3 separate regions of the Mus musculus genome follow, and all the other regions are linked to region 1. The links are chromatin loops, found by intact Hi-C in ENCODE. Cell type or tissue: gastrocnemius. All regions are shown on one strand. Links, peaks and the distances in the headings refer to the core of each region. The heading gives the core; the rest is flanking DNA.

The links. Hi-C counts contacts between places; a loop is a spot of excess contacts. Peaks named below come from ENCODE experiments on the same cell type or tissue, not always from the same donor. Only the 100,000 strongest peaks of a DNase experiment are listed, where the experiment ranks them.
Region 2: a loop joins it to region 1, with 2.6 times the contacts of the local background. A loop is called at or near these places in 7 of 42 quality-filtered maps.
Region 3: it touches region 1 in a loop (3.0-fold over the local background); 5 of 42 quality-filtered maps call a loop at or near these places.

The regions. Positions count from the first base shown.
Region 1 is chr4:147,956,339-147,963,715 of GRCm38, reverse strand. No RefSeq gene overlaps it. Among named protein-coding and RNA genes, the nearest start is that of 2510039O18Rik, 19 kb to the right of the region's middle. In gastrocnemius, for the core only: a CTCF peak has its summit at 3,364 (motif pointing left); a DNase peak (open chromatin) is centred at 3,340.
Region 2 is chr4:148,056,628-148,064,004 of GRCm38, reverse strand. It overlaps Mthfr (methylenetetrahydrofolate reductase), which reads right to left. Exons shown (of 12, transcript NM_010840.3): 12 at 4,443-7,377. It overlaps Gm13201 (a long non-coding RNA gene), which reads left to right. Exons shown (of 10, transcript XR_004691353.1): 9 at 3,281-3,524; 10 at 5,904-6,012. Among named protein-coding and RNA genes, the nearest start is that of Gm13201, 16 kb to the left of the region's middle. In gastrocnemius, for the core only: a CTCF peak has its summit at 3,462 (motif pointing right); DNase peaks (open chromatin) are centred at 2,811, 3,434 and 4,821; H3K27ac peaks cover 1,782 bases.
Region 3 is chr4:148,162,313-148,169,689 of GRCm38, reverse strand. It overlaps Fbxo2 (F-box protein 2), which reads right to left. Exons shown (of 6, transcript NM_176848.1): 2 at 5,235-5,615; 3 at 4,735-4,864; 4 at 4,567-4,662; 5 at 3,917-4,046; 6 at 3,273-3,725. The coding sequence ends at 3,591. Among named protein-coding and RNA genes, the nearest start is that of Fbxo2, 5.3 kb to the right of the region's middle. In gastrocnemius, for the core only: CTCF peaks have their summits at 2,437 (motif pointing right) and 5,364; DNase peaks (open chromatin) are centred at 3,114, 3,969, 4,631, 5,402 and 1 more place; H3K4me3 peaks cover 1,048 bases; H3K27ac peaks cover 317 bases.

The DNA of each region.
Region 1 (7,377 bases), core at 1,380-6,379:
GAGGTGAACCCCCTGCGCGTCCCTGTGATCCCAGTTGGTGTGCAGTCTCCAGACCATGTATGGGTTTCGGTGTGGCAAGTTCTGTCCCTGCCGTGTTTATGAAGCTGGATGAAGAGGACATGTTTTTGGCCAAGGGCAGCAACTGGCACCATGAGAAGACCTCCTCCAGCCATCATGGCCTGGCCTTAGTGAGTGTTTCCTCCCCTCTTCCTCCCTGCCAAATTCCATGGTCAGGCAAGACACAAATTCAGGTCCCCAGACCCTAGACATCAGGGCTGCCTAAACAAACTCATATTAATCTGTAGGAGTTGGGTGTGAGTGGACTACTTGAACTAGGGAGAAGGTGCCCCTACCCCTACCCCCCCCCCCATCTTTTTCTGTGCTTTTTCTCTATCTCCCACATAGTGGCTCACCGAGCCTGAGTCCTTGCTTAGGTGCCAGCTGCTTCTTGTACAAGATTTGATTCAATTCTCTCAAGTGTTTAAAATTGTCCCCGAGGTCGCACAGAAGCCAAGGAATGAATCTAAATTCAGGAAATACGGCTCCCAGCCATTTGCGGGTCACATGGGACTGATTTTTTTTTTTTAATCCTTGCAATTTTCTTCCAGCTGTCTTCGTCTCAGCCCCTCCACAGAACACTCTATAGCACAAAGCAGCCCAGAAGGGTGGACTGAGGTCATAGCCCAAACTCTCAGCTGCACGGTTATAAGCTAAAGTGGCATTCCCAGAAGAAGGAGGTGGCTTAGCCAGGAAGTGACGGATCTGAGAGACAGTCACGTGCAAGGCCAGCCACATCCTGGCAAAGGAGGTGCTTCCAGGAGATGGCTAGTGGGGAGCAGCCCTGATCCCTAGGTAATCAAGACCTCCCACCTCCCCACCCCTGCTTTTGCAGTCTTGGGAATAGAAACAGACACCTTGAGCAGGCTGGACAGTCACTCCACCACTGAGACACATGTGTAGCCCAGGAAAAGCTCCCTAAGTGGAATGATGGTTGCTGGAAACGTGGTGATTGAGCAGCTCTCGGGATCGCAGCCCATGAGGGCTCAAGCTCTTCTGGGCAATGGATGCATTACCAAGAAGAGAAGCTAGACTGGGCCTTGCAGGTTCTTCTTCTGCAGTCAGAGGTCAAACCCCACTTGGAAGGGCTCCCCAGTGGGCAGTGAAGCACCCTCCTGGGGCCTCTCCAGCAGGGCTCCTGCCTTGCCACCCGGGAGACTGACCAGAGGGTCATGATAAGCAGAGTAGGGAAAGACAGAGTGGAAGGGGGTGAGAGGAGAGGTCAGATTCCCATCCCTGCTGGTCCACTCTACTTTACCAGAGGAAAGCATGGTTCTGGGCTTTAGGAAGCTCCTTTATTTCAAACCACTGGCTTTTGACACCCAGGACAGACCTTGTAGTTTATTCTTGGAGAGGATAATGGCTCTTCTGTAAGAAGTCAGGGCCCAGCAGATCCACAAGTGCTTCCCAGTCTCCTGAGCTGGCTCTCAGCACCAGGAGAGTTGGAGAAAGCAAGCGAACACTGAAGTAGAGAGGTCAGAAGGGAATCATGGCAAGGGTAGAGCCTAGCTCTAGGGGACTGCAGCTCAAACACGCCCACATCCAGGGATCCTGCAGCGAGTGATGCCAACCAGTGGCAGATAGCACCTCAGAGCCAGCTGGGGGTATTGCAGGCATAGCAGAACACTGGGGCCCAAAGTGCTCAGAGGGCAGGAGGAGTATCTCTCAGGGGAATGGGACCGTTTTGCCAGATACAGCAGTAGAACAAAGGTATTATGGAACGCTTAAAATGGTTTTCTGGAAAACTCTGATTTTGAAATGATACTAAAAGGTTGAGGTCTGGGTGTGGCTCCACGGGAGAGCATTTAACTTAGCACACAAGGACTCAGGTTCCCTCTTCATCACTAGAAGGATGACAGCAAGAACAGAAATGTAAATGTTAAGTTTTCTAAATAAACATGTCTGCAACCGTGCCCAGCTGTGGTGAGAGATGGGAGGCAGCCCAAATGAATGTTATGCCTTTCTTGTTTAAAAAGGATATTGTCAGGCTGGAGATATGGCTCAGCGGTTAAGAGTACTGACTGCTCTTCCAGAGGTCCTGAGTTCAATTCCCAGCAACCATATGGTGGCTCACAACCATCTGTAATGGGATCTAATGTCCTTTTCTGGTGTGTCTGAAAAGAGCTATGGTGTAGTCATGTGTGATATATATATATATATATATATATATATATTTTTTAAGTACAATGTCTTGGGCATGGGCTATGGCACAGTTAATAGAGCGCTTGCTTAGTGTGCATGACTGCACTGAGTTCAGTCCCCAACTCTACACAAGCCAGGCATGGTGGTGCAAACTTGTAACCCATGACTTAATAGGTGGAAACAGGAGGACTGGAAGTTCAAGGTTTTTCTCAACTACACAGCAAGTTTAAGACCAACCTGGTATACAGGAGACCACGCCCTTATCCCTCAAAGACCCTATATTGTCTTTCCTGTCTATCTTGTAAGCCATCCTGGCCAGGTCAGACTCACCCATCTAACTAGATGGAATCCATCTAACCAGACTAGGAAAACTGAGGCCCCACTAAGTGAAGTACTTGGGAAGTGCCATGCAGCATCAGTAGAATTGAGGCTTAAGCTGTCTTTTATTCCAAAATGGGTGCTCTCTCCCATCTACCATGCCAAAAACTATGGGGCAAGGAGAGGAAGGGTTGGTCAACAGCGCCAAGACCTACTTTTCCGAGGAGTGCTGACCCATGCCCATCATCCTTGCTCCCTGCTCTCAGCATCCTCACAAAAGCTCAGAGTGGAGATCAAGTGTCTGAGGTGCTGATGGGGCTCGTGACAGACCCATCTCTGTAGCTCTGTAGATGGTCCTCACCCTGTGGGGCTGTTGTGGAATGCAGAAAGGAATGGCCAGCAGTGTCGATGATGGATAGATTCCAGTGTCCAAGCTGAGACTGTCTGCCTCTGAGATCATACCCCATTCACAAGCTTCCCGTGGCCCCTCACCCCATCCCTGAGCCTCCTCACCTTCTAAACCACAGTCTCACCACTGCCCCTAGGGTCCTGAGACATGGGACTTCCCACAGAGGAAGGACAGCTCAGAGGCCTCCAATCAGATCCCCCCCCCCACAATAAGCTGGCTTGCTGCAGGCTCTGGGAGCCAAATGGACCCCTTAATGTAGCCCCCAAAAGAAGCTCACTGGAACCAAACACAGCCTTTGCCCATTTGGCAGTGGGCTGGGGCAGGATCTCACTTCCGCCTACCCAGGAAGCTGTGGGACAACTAACTGTTCAGTGTCATCCAGAGGGGGAACTGGTCATGTTACCCAGGTAAGGAAAAGGCCTTCAGCGCCACCTGCTGGAGATAGAGTAGCAGCATTCTATAGGGGACATCCCAAGGATATGAGACAGAGGCAAGATTTGAGTAGGGACAAGGAGGGGATGAAGGGCCTCTCTGGAGGCCTACACTTGACTACAAATAGGCATAAGCATCCTTCTTGTAGTAACATCAGGAATTCGAAGCTGGGAAGCTCAAAGCCTGAGCCTGGCCTTACAAGGATGGGTGGGTGGGTGGGTGGATGCATGGATGGATGGACAGATGGACAGATGGACTAGTCTCCTCATCTGTGGTATGGGCTGATAACAGCACAGACCCATGGGGTCAGATTGCTCAGGTATCACAAGCCAGATAACAGCCAATGTTAGTTCTCTCTGGAGACTGGGCTGTGTGCTTGTTGCAGTAATTTTAAATTTTATGTTTATTTTATTTTTCATGTATATGAGCGTTTTGCCTGCCCATATGCATCAGGCACATGCCTGGTGCCTGTGGAGATAAGAGAGGATGTAGGATTTCCTAGATGTGGAGTTATGGACAGTTGTGAGCCACCATGTGGCAGTAAAGAGCACTGACTGTTCTTCCAGAGGACCTGAGTTCAATTCCCAGCAACCACGTGGTGGCTCATCACTGTAACTCCAGTCCCAAGGGATCTGACATGTTCTTCTGGCCTCAGGACACATACATGTATGCGCAGGCACACATGAAGGTAGAACATGCATACATATAAAACAAATAAATACAAAAAAAATAAATCTTTGGTGGAAGTATATATAAGCTTAGATCACATGGCTTGTTTTAAATATGTCAGTAAATGTATTAGGCTAAGACTACAGGGGATCATGGCAGCCATGGGCCACAATCATCTACATCCATAGACTTTTTTATTATACAAAATATTAGAGGCTGAGGATATATCTCAGTTGGTAGAGAGTTTATCCAGCATGTGGGAAGCCTGTGTCCTAGCTTCACTTCTGTTACCGTGAAAAGATACTTTGACAAAAATCACGTTGGTGGAGAAAGAGCTAGTCTTAGCTGACAGTTCCAGCTTGCAGCCCAATGTTCCAGGGACATCAGGAACGGTGAACCCCATCACATCCACAGTCCAGAGCAGAAAGAAATGGAGGCATGCACCCTCAGCTCCCTTCTTCTGTACATACAACTCAGGGCCTCAAACTATGGAATCATGCCCCTCCCCACTTTCAAGCTCTGTCCTCCCACATCAGTTAAGGAAGTCAAGACTGTCCCCTGCAGATGTGCCCACAGGCCAACCTGATCTAGACCATACCTCACTGAAAATCTTTCCCCCGAGTGAGTCTAGGTTGTGTCAAGTTAGTTTAGTTAACAACTAGCAAACATATCCTGGAACTGGAGACCACCAAGTACAACCTCCTCGCTTCATATGACAGGAGAACTTCGACTTCCTACAGAAGACTCGGGTTCGATTCCGTGCACCCACATTATGGCTTACAACCATCCATAACCCATAATCCCAGTTCCAGGGTCTGACACCCTTTTCTGGACCCTGCAGACAGTGGGCATGTATGTGATGCATAGATATGCATGCAGGCAAACACCCATACATGCCTGGTGGTGGTGGCACAAACCTTTACTACCAGCAGTGGGAGGCAGAGACAGGTGGATCTCTGAAGTAAAAATTTCTGGTTTCTTTGGAGACACAGTTGTGTCATGCGATGTTTTTCTAGAAACTGTCTTATGAGAGGATGTTTTGCTGAGAACAGACCCATAGTGGTTTTTTTTTTCTGGAGGCTGCCTAGAAAAAAGGGCATGTGATGTTTTCTAGAGATGTTTGAGAGAACACTTGATGTTTGGAAAAGGTATAAATACAACCCAACAGACAGTGGACGACACTGCGTGGTATTGATTTGATTTGTCACTCTTTACTGATCATCATTTGAAAAATATTAGCCTACAGATTGCCGTGAGTTCGAGGCCAGCCTGATCTACAGAGTGAGTTCCAAGACAGCCAGGGCTACACAGAGAAACCCCATCTCAAAACAACACACACACACACACACACACACACACACACACACACACCTCGCATCCATAAAATAAAAAAATCATTAAAAAAAGAAAACTATACTCCACTTTCCCTCCAAGGAGCCCACCCCTCCACCCCAGCTCCTGTCACTGTGGTTTATGGGTGGCCCTATCCATACCATAGCAATGTATGTTTTCTTTCTTCTGCAATATGTGGGATCAAAGGCTCTCTGGAAGCCATTGTCGTCTGTTGTGAAGGAACCTGTAAGATGAAAGTGTATTTCTGAGATAGAGAGAAACGGACTCCCAATGACAGCATTTGAGACCTTGGATCCAGCCATGCCTGGAGTTGCATAGCAGGAGCTAAATTACCCTCTTTTCTGCTTAAGCCACATTGAACTGGGGCTCTTACTGTGAAAAGCATGTTCTACACCTCTCCAGCTTTGGTCTGTTTCATGGTGGCAGCTCCTAGCTCTCCCTCCTGGGCTTCCCCGGCCACCAATCCCGACTTACTGACCAATCACTGGGTCCCCTGGAAGGGACAGAGTGTGGGCTTGGACTGGTCACCTGCAGCACGCTAGGCTGTCCTTTGGACACCGGAGTGCCTACTCTCAGGGAGCCAGAATGTTTTCTTAGTTTCTTTGCCATTGGAGAAGAGGAAACCCATGCTACCTACTCCCGAGAGTGGAGATCCTGAGGTGCTTCAGGGGTCATAATGGAGTCAATATTAAGGATATATTTCTAGAATCAATGAGTGAGCTTTATTGGGCACTGAGGAATCCCCGTGCTGCAGAGAAACAGACGTCAGAATGACACAGAGCTGCAGAGAACCCAAGAGCCTTCGGGATGCTTCTCTCTTGGAGCTGTGTGACTGTGTGCGCAGCCACGGACGATCTCGTCAGTTCCCCAGTTTGGCCTATGAGCCTGACGTAGTAGTTCATGTATGTATAGTGGCTGAGACTAAGGGTGTGGTAGCACATGCCTTGCATGCTCCAGATGAAGACAATTTGGGGGATACTCTGGATGGGAGATCGGCCCTGTCCGTGGTGCTGAAAATCGCCGTTCACAATGGTGCTCAGCTCCCAGCTCCCTACAAGATGCTTCCTCTCGGAAGGCTTTGTCTCACTGGGTCAATGGTCACAACATCTCTACCTTCAGCCTCTGTACTTGCATGTTCAAATACTGCCTTCTGCCCTATAAAACAGTCTATAATGCATTCTGGATGCTTTTTTGAGTAGACTTTTGTTTTTGTCTTTTGTTTTACTGGGCTGACCTCTAATTGACAGATCTTCCTGCTACTACCTCCCAAACACTGGATTCAGGGTACATACTACTACTCTCGGCCTACAGGACTGCCCACTTGGTCTCTGGGCGTCCCCAAGTCTTATGCTGAGTCTCTGAATCCCACTGTTATCATTTTTAAAGTGATTGATCTGGGCTGGAGAGATGGCTCAGAGGTTAAGAGCACTGACTGCTCTTCCAGAGGTCCTGAGTTTGTGTCTGAAGTCAGTTACAGTGTACTTACATGTAATAAACAAACAAACAAACAAACAAACAAATAAATAAATAAATAAAGTGATTGATCTGTTCCTACCCTCACCACATTTGAGAATTCCTGATTTTTACCCTCAACTATTTCTGGAAAATTGTTCCTTTTCTCTCTCCACCCCTAGCCTCTCCATAGAGAACCAGCTACTGAGATTGGCAAGTGTCACGGCAATGGTCCACATCTGGCAGAATCTCACGAGGGAACAGAGCTAGCTAGCAGTCATGTAAGAGAAGAGAACTGTGAGGTAAAGTGCTCTGGAGATGAGGTGTCTCCCTCCTCCCCAATAGCTCCAAGGCCACTGTGACTGAGGACCCAGGAGTGTCACGCTGTCCATCTGGTCCTCTTCTCCTCTGAGCTCTCAATCCTGACATGAGTTCTCTGGTCTCCACATCTCCCTATCTCCTCGTTTATCTCCACTGTCAGTATAATTGTTTTTTTGTTTGTTTGTTTGTTTGTTTTCAAGACAGGGTTTCTCTGTATAGCCCAG
Region 2 (7,377 bases), core at 916-5,915, 100 kb before region 1:
CCAAGTTGTAGTCACCTCTCCAGGAGACTCCCACCCCTTTCTGAGCAACAAATAGCCTCAACATTTTATGTAACTAAATGGGGATAGAAATTAACTTCAGTTCTGGGGATAGAATACAGCGCTCCAGTCTACCACTGAGCCACACTCCCAGCCACTATTACAGCTTTTTTTTTTTTTTTTTTTTTTTTTTAGTTTTTTTGAGACAGGGTTTCTCTGTATAGCCCTGACTGTCCTGGAACTCACTCTGTAGACCAGGCTGGCCTGGAACTCAGAAATCTGCCTGCCTCTGCCTCCCGAGTGCTGGGATTAAAGGCATGTGCCACTACACCCGGCTCAGGTTATACTTTTAAACCACAGACTTTTAGCATCTCATGGTGTCAACAAAGCAAGAGAGAGTCCAATGGCTTAGGGGGCCCCCCCCCCAGCTTCTTTCTTTCCCATCAGGCTACCAGTGAGGGGTCACCCAGGGCTGGAGCTACATCTGAAAGCTCTGTGGGGGCTAGGCACCTACTTCTTAAGTTCCCTTGTAGGGGTGCTGGTAAGTCTCACTACAGGGCATCTCTGCAGAACCCACTCATCTCGGGTTCCGGGGCCAAAGCACCTATCTCTTTAGGGCCTAATTCTGTACTTTTACTTACTGAATCATCTTGCCAGCTCAGTGGCAGCCATTTTCAATGTCCTGTATGCCCACCAGTACAGACTCGACTGTCTTAGACAGCTGGTGCCCTGCCCACTGGGGCCAGCCACTTCTCCAGCTCACTACTTGTCTCTCAGGAATGGACGTCAAATTTTCTGGTTTTAAAAGAGAAATCAGAATCTAATTTTTTTTTTTGGGGGGAAGATTTCTTTTCTTTTTTAACCATGAATGCATCTGTGTATTTGTGTGAATGTAGGTCACATGCATGCTGGTGCCCTCAAAGACCAGTGGCATCAGATCCCTGAAGCTGGAGTTAGAGGCAGTTGTGAGCCACTTGATGTGGGTGCTGGGAATGGAACCCAGGCCTCTAGAAAAGTAATACAGGCACTTACTGCACAGCCATCTCTCTAGCCCCTGCAAATCTAGATTGGAAGTTCATTTTATTATTGTTTGTTTGAAGAAAGGGTCTCTTGTGGCCAAGACTCACCTCCAGTTTGCTGTGTAGCTGGCCGAGGGTAACTCTGAACACTCCATCCTCCTCCACCCACCTTTCAAGTGCTGGGCTTATAGTCCTCTGACACCATGCCTGGATTGTGCTATTCTGGGGATTGAGCCCAGGGCTTTATACACATGAGACAAAGCATGTGTTCTTGAAACAGAGCTATATACCCAGCCCCGAGAGTTTTAAAACTGAATTCTTCCAGTGCCTAAAAACATTGCCAACATCTTCAACAAAAAGTCTGGGAATGGCATTCTCTGGGGAGTGTGGGTTTGACATGGGCAACATTCTGGGTTCAGTCCCCAGCACCAAGAAAAACAAAACAAACAAACAACAACAACAACAAAACAAACAGAGCCTCAACTTCCTGAATACAGTGCCTGGTAACCAAAAGCATTTTAGCCGGGCAGTTAGAGTGTAGGGCAGAGGGCTGGCTGAGCAGGAAACAGGGAAGAGGCTGGGGGGGTCCCCAGTGGCTCTCAGTCTCTCTGGCCCCAGGGCAGCAGTTTCTCTGTGAACAGTACCAGAGGTGGGGACAGGTCCACCTCCAGGTTCTTCAGAAGGCTGTGTCTAGGGACTGGAGCGGCAGCAGGCTGTAGCTGAGATGTCTTCAGGGGTAGGGGCTTGTGGGGTAGGAGGGGTCTGCCCTTGCCACCTGGGAAAGGCAGGGAGCCCGGGCATGAAAAGCTCTGGGGATTCCCACTAGAGGTCTGGGACTTAGGTGAGATGGAGAACTAAGGAGAAAGCTGGTCTGAGCCAGAGGAGTTGGTCAGCAGCCTCGCTTTACTTTTGGGGTTGGTAACAAGCCTCACAATTCACCTCTTGACCAGGCTAGCTCTCTGACTTCAATAGGCCAGTGACGGTGACAGAGGTAGGTGTTTCCTTTAGCTCTGAGGAGATTTAGGCCCTCAGTCCTCTTAAAGTAGCCAAGAGAGGATGAACTCGTATAGCTCAGGCTGGCCTCCAACTGCCTCTGGTTAGCCAAGGATAGCTTTGAATCTTGATCTTCCTGCCTCTATATAAGGTGTGCTGGGCTTCTGGGCATAAGCTACCATGCCTACTTTATTTAGTGTTAGGGATTGGACTCCAGACTTTGTACTAGGGATTGAACCATAGGCTTTGTGTACGTTAGGAAAGCCCTTTACTAATTGAGTTAGATTCCTAGCCTTGCAAGGTCTTCAAGCCTGGGTTAGCCTTAGGAACCCCCCTGCTTCAGTGCTGGGATCTCAGGCATTTCTGCAGGTATCATTTTGAATAAACACAAAACCCAACTGAGAATCAACATCCCTGCCCCCTGCAGCTCTTTCCAGGCCTAGTGTGACCATATGAGGGACATAAGAGTGTCAGAGGACCAGCGTGAAGACTTCCAGGACAGCCTGAGAAGAGACCTAGGGGCCATACTCGATAGCTTGCAGGAGACCTGTAGAGCAGGGACCCTGGCACAGGACCAATATGTGGCCTTTGTCCTGGGCTGGAGAAGCTTTGTGCGGCAGAGTTGAGTTGTCAGGCAGCTGTGGAGGACACAGGCCCAGCAGGCTTTTGCAGTGGGGCGAGTCACCCTAGGGTGGTGCCATGAGGCCTCAGCCCAGGTGGCCCTGTACTGGATCCTGTGGATGTACCAGCCCTGCCTAGGCCAGGTCTACCAGGCTCATGCTGCCCAGCAGCTGACAACGCGGTGAGTGCCCGAGACCGGAGGGCAACCTCACACCATGCTTCCAGGCGAGGTCTTGAACTTGGATTTTGGTAATGGGGAGCACATTGCGTGGCTGAGTGGTACCTGTCTGTCTGTCTGTCTGCCAGGAGGACAGAGACATCCTGATCTTTGGAGCGGATCCCAATTCTGTCACTTTCTAGTGTCACCCATCCTTGGAAAAGCTCCTGACTTTAACTGCCTTATGTCTTAGCCTGGGCAAGTGTGCGCATGCACTCAACAGAAGTGGGCAGTGCACTGGCATTCCCCAGGGGAGGGGACAGGATGTAGCTGTTAGCACTGCCCTCTCTGTCCCTTGAAACAGGACAGTTGCCTCTGCTGTCTGATATTTTACCCCTTTCATGCATATTTGGTGGATCATCAAAAATAGGGATGGGAGGGGCCAGGCTGAGCATTTGTCTTTGGCTCTAACAGGCTCCTCCTTTTTCTCCAGAGTCCCAGAGGTCGGGATGCAGTTAGCGGCCCAGGCTTATGTCCAACAAACTGCTATCACCCAATGCTGGCAGCGGCTTCGGGGTCTCCTTAGGACCCACCGGGTTCAGTCTCAGTCAACTCTGTTCAAACAGAAGCTGGAGCCACAGACCCAGGCACAGGGCATGGACTTAGGACACTGGCTTAGGCTGGCCAGCAGAGGGCATCTCCTGCTACTGACGGACACCACATACTTTTGGATGCGTGTGAGTTGTGTGTGTGTGTGGTGTGGTGTCAACTTTCCAAAACAAACCCTTAAAATCACTTGGTTTCTGCCCACGATGGGATTGTGGCTAGACACTTCTCCAGGGGCAAACATATTTACAGACACCACACAACCCAGTGCAGGGTGGCCAACAACAGGGTGGAAGCGGGAGGATCCATTAGCAAACCTCTTGAGTGACAGCCCTGTGCAGGTCTGCCTTCAAAGGGTCTCTATTAGGGAGATGGACACTGTTTAAAAGTGTTTGTGGCTGGGCACGGTGTTGTGTGCCTTTAATCCCAGTATTAGGAAGGCAGAGGCAGGCAGAGGCAAGATCTCCGGGAGTTTGAAGCTAGCTAGGGCTGAATAATTAAACTGTCTCAAAGGGGGAAAAAAGTATCCATGGGTGAGCAGGGTGTCTGGGCAGGTAAAGGCACTTGCCATGCCAACCCAATGACTTGATTTGATTATCACAACTGATGTGAAGGCAGAAGGAGACAATAAACTCCAGAGTTGTCCTCTGGCTGTCATGCTCACCAAGGCATGCCTGCCCTTCCTGACACGTATACCACAAACACCACATAGTTTTTTTAAGAGAGACGCTGGACAAATGTTCACTAAGCTACACCTTCAGATCTTAAATTCAGTTACAGCACCATCTGGGAGCTGGAGAGATGGTTCCATGGTAACTGGTTGCTCTTTCTAGAGGGACCAGAGTTCGTTTCCCAGCACCCACATCCACATTGGTGGCTTTCAACCCTGTGAAGCTCAAGCTCCGGGTGATCTGTTGACTCAATGGCCTGTTCTGGCTTCCATAGGTGTGTGCACACGCACGTGCGCGCGCACACACACATACACACGCACACACATACACACACGCACACACACACATGCACACAAAAATAAATTACGCTAAGCATTTAAAAACAGCTATATGGAGACAGCAATTTTTTTTTAATTGGAAAAATGCAATGTGCTCATTTTAGAAAATAAAGTAGAAATTTGGGTTTTTCTCTTTTCTGTACCAAAAAGTCACCTTCAGACCAGAAGTTCTTAGCTCTGACACAACAGTGAGAGGCTGAAGGCCTATCAGGAGGAGAGAGATAATCACAAATGCCAGGTGCAAGAAACAACACTGCCTAGAGGTCTGCAGATGTAACTAGGGGACTCAGCCCAAGTCCCTGGCAGGCTAGACAGTGTTCCCAAAGACAATCTGGCCTCACCAAGACTCTTGCTCAGATGCCAGAGGAACAGAATTAACTTTGGAAAGAACATAAGGCATCAAAGTGGCTTTGCCTTTGAAACAGAATTGCAAGACTAGCGTTGCTGGGTTTCAGAATCCTCGTACGGGCTCAGGGTGCTGGCACACCATGGGCCTCATGCTGTTGGGCTTGTTGATGTTACAGGCTTTGTAGACCCAGCTTATACAGTCCAGGTGGCTTCAAGCTCATGAGGCAGCCTCTCGCCCTCTTGCCTCAGCGTCGTGAAATTTCACCAGTACACTAGAACCTTTTAAAAGTATATGTACTTTCATTCTCTTCTTGTTAGTGAAGGCAGGGCTGATATGCTGATAAACTGAGGTTTCTAGAAACACGCAGACACTGAGAATGGTACCCAGGGTCCTGCTCTTTACCACAGGTTCATGCATGCCCAGGTAGCCTTCCCCTGGCAACACGTGCAGGTGGCGAGCCATTCTGTGGTGCTGTGAATCCCCTGTGTATGCTGCATTAGTTGGGAGCCCAGACCTTGGAGTCAGGCCACATGTGAGAGGCAAGGCTTCGGCAACATCTAAAGCTTAATTCAGGAGCATAATGTCAATCTCAGGGCTGGCCTGAGCTCCACCGCAGTACTGAGCCAGCCTCTGCTTAGATGTTTTCAGCCAACGGGGAGGATGGTCAGAGGGAGCTGTGCCACTACGGGTGGCTTGCCTCATCTGGGGGTCTTGGGACTCCTGAGTGTCAGGTGAAGCGCCCCATTATGCACGCAGGTGGGAGCCTGCTCTGGCAGGAGGCAGGCAGGACCCCCTTGTGGTCAGCAGGGTCAAGCCCATTGCAGTTGGTCCTTGTCCCCCTGCTCTTCCTTCAGACTCACAGCTGCTGGCCACCTGCTGTAGAGAATGTGCTGCTCAGCCTGGCACGGCCACATGGAAGAGGCACAGAGGACCACAACCTGGGCTTTGAGTCTCAGTCCTCAGGCCACACCCTTTGAAACAATGCCCCTGTCCATCTCTTCTTGAGTGTCCCAGCTACTTGAAGAATTCCCTTCTTTTCCCATTAGCGCCTTGGGCCAGCCCACAGCCTGGAGACTTGAGGGGTAGGTGGGTGGGGCTTCTGTTCTTTTAAATCAAGGCATCATCCTCTCCTGACCCAAGTCTCCTTTTCAGGTGTCACAGAGAGACCCCTCTGCCCAGCCCTCGAGTTCTGGCTGCCACTGCCTGCACGGGCCCTCCACTGGCCCCCTACAGGAATAGGTGAGCCCTGCAGCTCTGAGACTAGGGCCCTGAAGGGCCAAGGCCAGGCTCCTCAAAGGTGGACCAGCTGTGCATGGGAGGGGTGGTCAGTCCCTTCAGGCAAGGGATTTTTCAACTCTGGCAGAATGGCCGAGCCTGGGCCTCTTGTTCTTTGCTGTTGAAGAGGTTAGATGTTCTTGGCCTGCAGGGACAGGTACCTATAGTGTTGGCATAGTCAGGTTTCCCAGCAGGCCTGGAGCCTGGCAAGGGCATGGCAGCGCTGGGTAGATGTTCACTGGGTGGAGCAGCTGTCTTGGGCTCTGGTAGGGAGGCTCAGCTCCTCTGTACCAAGCAGAGGCCCTGGGAACAACTCCCCACTCATCCTATGTATCCCTTGGCTAGCTGGAGGCACTAACTACTAATTGCACCTCATGCCCAAAGCCTTAGGGATGGGCTCAGGTGTGATCACTTATTAACATTTCTTAGGTGATGGCCCCTTGTCACATCTCCTTCACCCTGGGGTGGCAGCAGAAGGGCCAGGGCTGACAGGATGGCAGAGGATCTTTTCTATCAACTCTCTCTGTAGCTCAGACAATGGCACCTGGAACAGGCGTGGAGGACATGGCAGAAAAAGGTCCTTCAGCTCCGGGTGGCTCAACAGCTACACCAGAGAGAAGAGAGCCGGGTCCTTTTCCAGGTGACTTTACCTTGGTTCACCCAGCCAGCCCTCCAAGACCAGTGCCACCTCCAGGCTGAGCCAGGGAGAGGGGAGGGTGTCCCTGCTCACCACCCTGCGCTATCCTCATTCAGTTGAATTGGCCATTGGTTACAGAGCACACAGCCTGGACATTAGAGCCCTTGACTAGGGGCCTCAAGCCCAGCCAAGTATCAGTTTCACTCACTCAGAGAACCAGTCTGTTTGTGGCAGTGGCTCCCCATGCTGGTCCTTGCAGGGCCTGCGTCCAGAACAGATGTCTTGTTTGCAGGTCACGGGGCATAGCTTCCCGGGTCACAAGTCCAGTCTATTCTGAGCCTAGATATTTGGGCAGAGACAGGGTGGGCTGGCTGCCAGGGCAAAGGAAAGGGCCTCTGGTTGAGACACACAGAACATGGCTTAGGTGTCAAGTCTGACAGGCCCAGTACAGACCCTGGAGGGAGCCTGAGACAAGCAGTACTTCCTGCCCTGCCTCCAAGCCTTTGAAAAGTGGCACCAGCGTTTGGTAGCCAAGAGCCCATGAGAAGAACTAGCAGCAGCCTGTGCTCCTGGAAACAGTTTACAGTGGCTCAGGTGTAGCAGGCATGGGGTGAGTAGGGGCCAGCAGCAGCTATGAAATATTCCTGAGAAATAAGAGAACCAAGCCCAGCCTTCCGAGGGAGGGAACAGGCCCACAGTTGGAGGGGCCAGCGC
Region 3 (7,377 bases), core at 2,378-7,377, 200 kb before region 1:
CCCCACTGCTCCAGGCATGCTGGCTGCATTCCTGCTGTAGGTAGGTTCATTCCCAGCCCAGGGCCTTTGCTTTGGCTGCCCGTGTGGTGGTGTTGTCCCAGACCTCTGTATAGCTGGGGCCTCCTCATCGTCTTCAAAGGTCCCTTCACAGAGATCCTTCCTGATGCCCTTGGCCGAGCAACCCGGTCACCCTCAGTACTCCTTTGTTGGCGCTGCTGTGGAGACCAGGTCCCTGAGTAGCTGGCTAGAATCCCACTTCTATGAAGGACTAGAGGACTGTGTGACCTCAGGGAAATTGCCTGCCTTGTCTATGCTTTGTCTCACTCGAAAGAAAGAAAGAAAGAAAGAAAGAAAGAAAGAAAGAAAGAAAGAAAGAAAGAAAGAAAGAAAGAAAGAAAGAAAGAAAGGAAGGAAGGAAGGAAGGAAGGAAGAAAGGAAGAAAGAAAGAAAGAAAGAAAGAAAGAAAGAAAGAAAGAAAGAAAGAAAGAAAGAAAGAGAAAGGGAGAGAGAGGGAAGGAGGGAGGGAGGGAAGGGGAGAGAGAGAGAGAGAGAGAGAACAGGGACTGGAGAGATGGCTCAGCACCTAAGAGCACTTGCTGTTCTTTTCAGAGGACTCGTTCAGTTTCCAGAACCCACACCAGGAGGCTCACAACGAATGGTAACGTCCACTCCAAGGGATAGGGTGCTCTCCTCGGGCATCCGCACCCATGTGGCTACACACAGAGAGACATATGCACATACACATATACATACAAGAAATAAAAATTGATATTTAAGATAGTTTTTATCCTTTCTTGCTACTATATTTGATTTGGGGTTTTCTGGGGGAGAGGGTTGTGGTTTTCTGTTTTGTTTTGTTTTGTTTTGAGACCGGGTCTTATTGTGTAACTATGGCTGGCCTAGAGCTCACTATGTAGAGACCACATTGGTCTTAAACTCATGGAGATCCACCTGCCTCTGCCTCCAGCACAGTTCTTAATGGGCGCCCACTGAGTAGGGAGAGTGTCACCTCATGTTGGCCGCTGGCTTCATTTGATTGTTTGTTAGTCATGTTTCTCCCTCTACAGTGTGAACGCCAGCAGAGGCTGACTAACTGTGATCTCTTCCTGACATGTAGTAGGAAGTCACATTCAACTCATATTCAGTAGCAATGCATATTCAACTTGTTGCCCTAAGAGAGAGAGAGAGCCCTTGGCTGCCACCTGCTGGCTGACACGTGGAATTTTCCTTGAGGAACGCTGACCTCAGCTCCTCCTCGATGCCTCCAGGGTGGTGGGCTCAGCCCAGTTGAGGGTTAAGAATGAACGTGGGGGCTGGTGAGATGGCTCAGTGGGTAAGAGCACCCGACTGCTCTTCCAAGGTCCAGAGTTCAAATCCCAGCAACCACATGGTGGCTCACAACCATCCGTAACGAGATCTGACTCCCTCTTCTGGAGTGTCTGAAGACAGCTACAATGTACTTACATATAATAAATAAATAAACCTTAAAAAAAAAAAAAAAGAATGAACGTGGATCACAGTACCCCAATGCAGACTGACTGTATTGCTATGTTGATTCCGGGTGCCACTTGCCATCTTATTCTGTTTCATGTTAGGGAAGGGTGGTGACAATCCCTGTTCACATCTGAGTGGACAACAAGCACCCACTGGGATGCCCAAGAACTCACACTTCACCTCCCTGAGCAACACAACCTCCTGACCGCCACGTCTCTGTCAACCAGATGGTCTCCCAGAACTACTGAATTTAACTGTCACGCCACACTTCAGCCAACTCCTTGGGTCTCTTAGGTGGGTTCCTGACCCTTGAGAAGCCTTTTTCTTTCTTTTATTTTTTTTTTTTAATTTTTTTGGCCTGAAAGGACAGCCTCAGTGCTCTGGGCTCCCTCTTCTGAGCCAGGTAGGCTCCACACACATATTGCAGTCCTTTGCCCTAAAGCTCTACCTTACCTAACATTCATTACAACCCAAGCTCACGAGTTTATGCTCCCTTCCATTACGCTAGGCCCGAGGCCACCAGTCGCTCCTCTTATGATTAGCAATTAAGGTGGGTGGGACCTTGCCCTCCCCTCAGACTCGGAGTCCCCTTAGAAAGGACTGGGGTGAACGGGGGAGCTGGGGAGTTTGGAGTGGAGATGGCGTGGAGGTTAAGAGCACTTGCTGTTCTCCCAGAGGAGCCACATTCAAATCCCAGCACTATGTCAGGCTCACAACCACCTAGAATTCCAAAGGCAGGCGATCTGATGCTTTTTCTTTTATGGGCACCAGAACGGGTCACACACACACACACACACACACACACACACACACACACACACACACACACACACACGTAGTCCCGGAAGACCCAAGACAGAGACTTAGAAGCAATTAGACAGAAGGGTCAAGGAACTAAGGCAAGTCCCAGCTCAGGCGGCTGTCCCACCTCACCAGCAGGTGGCACCAAACCACAGACTAAAAGATGAAGGCAGAGCTGGGGGTGGGGGGGGGGGGTCACAGTGGCTCTATTAGGACAACAGTGACAAGACCTCTCCTCACCCCCAGTCAGCCATGGAGCATTCTGGGAAGGAGCTGAGATGCCAGAAAGCAAGTAGCCTAACCTACAGCCTAACACACCCTCCCCACGGCCTACCCCAAGCATGGCACAGAAAGGCAGCTTGTAGATAAAACCAATCCTGGCCCAGCCAGGAAGGCTAGCATAAAGCAGGGATGAATAAAAAGAGTAGCCAAGATTATTCTTCTCTGTGTGTGTGTACGCGCGTGTGTGTGTGCGCGCGCGCGTGTGTGTGTGCGCGCGCGCGTGTGCGCGTGCGCGTGTGCGTGTGTGTGCGTGTGTGTGTGTGTGTGTGTGTGTGCGCGCGCCACTCCACAGCCTTCATCTCTAAGCCCAAGAGAATGCTATCCAGACCTGGTGGCGTCACTGCCAAACTGCTCCAGAGAGGGATAGGAACAACGCAGCAAGACACAGCCTAACTACTGGGCCAACGGAGCCTGTTGGGCAGGCACCCCACACTCCTTTACCAAGCCCTGTTGTGGATTCTGGGCAGCTTGGATGTCCTCAGGCGCCAGGCTCAGCCAGCCCCTCCTCAGACTCACAATCCAAGCCTTTGTCCGCTGGCCTGCCCAGGCCCAGCTGGCCCCACACCAACCCAAGAGCCCCTGGAAACCCGAGCAGCTGGACGGCCACCAAGTACTTTTCCAGGCCGGGCCAGGGGCCCTGGGGAGACGGAGCACGATGGGGTGGTGGAGATGTCCATTCATCTGTGCGTCCATTGTTGCGTTCTTTGGACAAATATTTATTGAGTGCCCACTTTGAGGCAGGCACAATGCTAGGAGCGCGGGATCCAGCAGCAGCCCCATACCCCCTCGGATCGTACATTCTAGAAGCGACTGCCCGTGGAGATGCAAATGAAAGCCATCCTACAGTAAAGCAACATGTCCTTCTTTCCTCGGGACCAGACTGAAGGAAGGGGCGGGAGAGAGGCAGGTGCAAGGCGTGGGCGAGGCAGGTGAGGATGCTACCAACTAAATTAAGGCCTTTCTACCCCAGAATTCTGCCTTAGAGGGCGGATGGTGGGGGTAGGGGAGGTCGTTCAGGGTTCCACCCACACGCTACTGTTGGTCACCCGGGCCCCGAACCAGCCCTTCCAGTAGACCGAGTCCTGCCCTCCGTGCTCGAAGCGGACAAAGCGGACACCTGGCCCGTAGTCGATGAAGGTGTGGGAGATCTGGGGGTGAAAGGATAGCACGTCAGCCTCAGGGGTCTAAGGCTGTCCTTGCCGTCCCACTTGAGCGCAGCAGCCTGACCCCAGCTCTAATTGTGGGCTCTACTTGCACAGGCTCCACAAGCCGGGGACGGAGTTTCCACAAGCTCTACCCGGGATATCCCCACCCTGCCCCCTCGGCCCATCGGGATCACCTCCATCCAACTGCCGTCCTCTGGCACAGCCACCTGTCCTGTAGCGAACTCCGCCAGCACATCTTCGTTCTCCGACAGCAGCCTCACAGTGAGCTCATACAGGCTGCCCGCATCAGTGCGACCCGAGTACCTGCAGGGGAGTGGGAGACACAGACCTCACCTGCTGAGAGCCTCACTCTGCCAGAGATCTCTTCTGCCTATCCCAGCATCCCTGCCGGGCAAGTGCACCCCCCCCCAGCAGTGTCCCCATTTCACATATAAAGAAACTTCGTCCACAGAGGAGACTGGGTCCCCCCACCCCACCCCCCAGCCAAACTCAAAGTGAACCAGACCCAACCTTGGAACCAAAGCCATCCTAGGAGGGACACAAATGTGTGTGTGTGTGTGTGTGTGTGTGTGTGTACATGAAGGGGGTAAGCAAGCCTTAATTTATTAGTAGTATTCTTGCCTTTTAAACACGAGAAAGTGCACACCCATTTGTTAACATTTTAAACTCAAGGCAGGAATAGCTTTCCACCAGTTGCCAACCCTTGCGGACCCGTGTTCCACGTGTCAACAACACTGAAAGTGTGGCAAAGAGCTAATCCCTCCACCACCACCACCATTTCCCCTTTCCCTCCAGTCCCGAACCCTCCCCAATAGCTGCTCACCAGTCCTTCACCACGATGGCGGGCTGGGTGGTGTCCAGTAGCTCCTCCCAGTAGCCCTCTGCCTGCAGATCAATGACCTGCGCTTTGCGACACCACCTGGGGGAACAGGCGTCAGGACTCGGTGGGCCCTGCTTTCCCCTCCCTCTCCCCCTTGCCCCTTCTCCTTACTCGAAGGAGGAGGCGAAGTATTTCTTAACGCTGTCATCTTGGGTAAATTCCACCCCATTGTCTCCGGGCAGTTCCTCCACCCTCCAGCCGTCCCCACCGTGCTCCACGTCGCTCCAGCCCTCCAAGTCCTCTGTAGGGATAAGACAGCCCCACCCTGGTCACACAGCCCCTCGCTTGAGGCTGCGGCAGGGCTGACTTTTGCCCTGACAGTGAGAGGTAGAGTGGCATGGGTCCTTTCTCAAGGTCTCAGGGGGCAGACAATGAGCGACGGAAATGTAGGCACTTCCTCACTCCTACCCCAGACCCAGTGTCCACAGGATCTGTCCCGCCCCTGTTCACTGAGAGTGGATGCCTTGGGAAGAGAGACTCCCCAGGGAGCAGAGGGATGCTCTGGGCTAGACAGTGCACCAAGCGCTTCATCTCATTTAACCTTGAAGCGGGCGGGCGCCGAGGGCCGTTTTCTAGAAGAGACGGTGGGCATCCAATTATGCGGCCCTCACCTTCCCCACAAGGGTTGCGCAGCAGGTTGCGCCTCCTCTTGCTCAGAAAGTAGAACTGTTGCCAGTGGTCCCGCTCCTCATCAGCGCTGCCCTCGGGCACCAGCCCCTCCTGCTGGCACTTGAGCAGCCACAGTGGGGCGCCGTCCACCAGCTCCTTCCAGCGCAGGCACACCAGGCGGCAGGCCTGCACCAGCTCCGTAGCTGGCAGCTCGGCCAGCACGCGCAGCAGCAGTGGCTCCGGCAGCTCGGCCAGGTACTCCACGGCCTCCGCCTCTTCCTCCTCCTCCGCCTCCCGGAGCTGCTCCTCCTCCGCACTCGCCTCGGCGCCCGCCTCCTCTGGCTGCTCCTCTGGGCTCGCTTCTTCGGGGTGGCTCACACTCTCTGCGGACCGGGAGAGTAAGGGAAAGCTGTGACTCCCAAACTGTGCCACTCCACGTCCCACTTTGAGTAAACCACGGCAGGGGGCCAGAGGTTCTTAACCCGGACTTGCTGGCACTCGAGGCAGAAACAAGCACATCTCTGTGGGTGTGAGGGCAACGTGAGGGATACTGTCTCTCTCTCTCTCTCTCTCTCTCTCTCTCTCTCTCTCTCTCTCTCTCTCTCTCTCTCTCTCTCTCTCTCACACACACACACACACACACACACACACACACACACACACACACAAGTTCTGTAGTCCTAAACTGTGTTCAGGGAGGAAGCCCACCCAAGGATACAGAGCCACAAATACTCCTGCTAAGCCAGAATTGTTTCAACTGTTGCTTCCCCCTGCAGGGCTAGTAGACACTCACAGGAATACGGGATTAATGATGGGTTAGTTCTCCTAAGGACCCTCCCAGACCTCTGGGTCCCTCGCTGCCTCTGGGAAGCCTTCCTGGATCTACCTTTAGCATACCCTCTCACTGCACGAGGGTCACAGGCATTCAAGGGCACCTGAGCCTCCGTACTTGCTCTGGTTGTTTGATAGCAACCTTTGTGTACAATGGACTGACCTCAAGGATGTGGCCTGGGAGACACCACTTTTGTCCCTTGTAGAGTCAGGAGCTACTGAATTTTATCAGCGCTTATGAGCAAGGTACTGCTCTGAGCCTTGGAATTACTCCCTCAATCCTCAACCCATCTCCTTCAGGCTGGGCCCAAGTCTGCTTCACGAAGGGACAGAAAAGTGACAAGGTCCAGAATCACACACCGTATAAGCAGTTGGGAGCCTGTGTTTGAATCTGTTCAGTCCAACACAGAAGCCAGCTTTAACAGGCACCAAAAGAATTGGTTGAGGACTGGAGAGATGGCTCAGTGGTTAAGAGCACTGGCTGCTCTTCCAGAGGTCCTGAGTTCAATTTCCAGCAACCACATGATGGCTCACAATCATCTGTAATAGGATCTGATGCCCTCTTCTGGTGTGTCTGAAAACAGCGACAGTGTACTCATATACATAAAATAAATATTTTTTAAAAAACTGGCTGAGCCGGGCGTGGTGGCGCACGCCTTTAATCCCAGCACTCGGGAAGCAGAGGCAGGCGGATTTCTGAGTTCGAGGCCAGCCTGGTCTACAGAGTGAGTTCCAGGACAGCCAGGGCTACACAGAGAAACCCTGTCTCGAAAAAACAAAAAGCAAAAAACAAAAACCTGGCTGAATTGACAATCTGGCCTTGGTTTGGATACTGTGGATGCTCAGCTGTGAATATGAAGTGACTTAGTGTAGGTCCCACTGGCAGTGTTAGGGAAAGGGACACTCAAGGGCTCTGGGTGAGGAAAATGAGCTCGAGATCCAGCTAGCCCCAGCCAGCCAATGGGAAAGGGAAACAGACAAAGAGAGATGCTAGGTGACTTGGGAAGAGTCTTCCTCCCCTCTTTTCCCATCCCTCACCCTCAGTCTCCTCATCTGTGAAATGGAGTCATCCTTGTGTCAGACTGTCAGATTTATACTGAAATTCATCCCCTTCCCACAAAGGAGCAAAGCAATGGGGACATCCACTCTTGCTAAGCCAGTGGGGACGCCTGACTCCACAGTGAAGACTGGGAGACAGGACAAAAAGCACTGCCTCCCAGGCTGGGTTCTCCAGGTCAGCCCACTGAATACCCAGGCTGCTGTGGGCAGCTGTGTATCTCTTGGATCTCAGCGCGCCTCATCTGGGCCACCGAA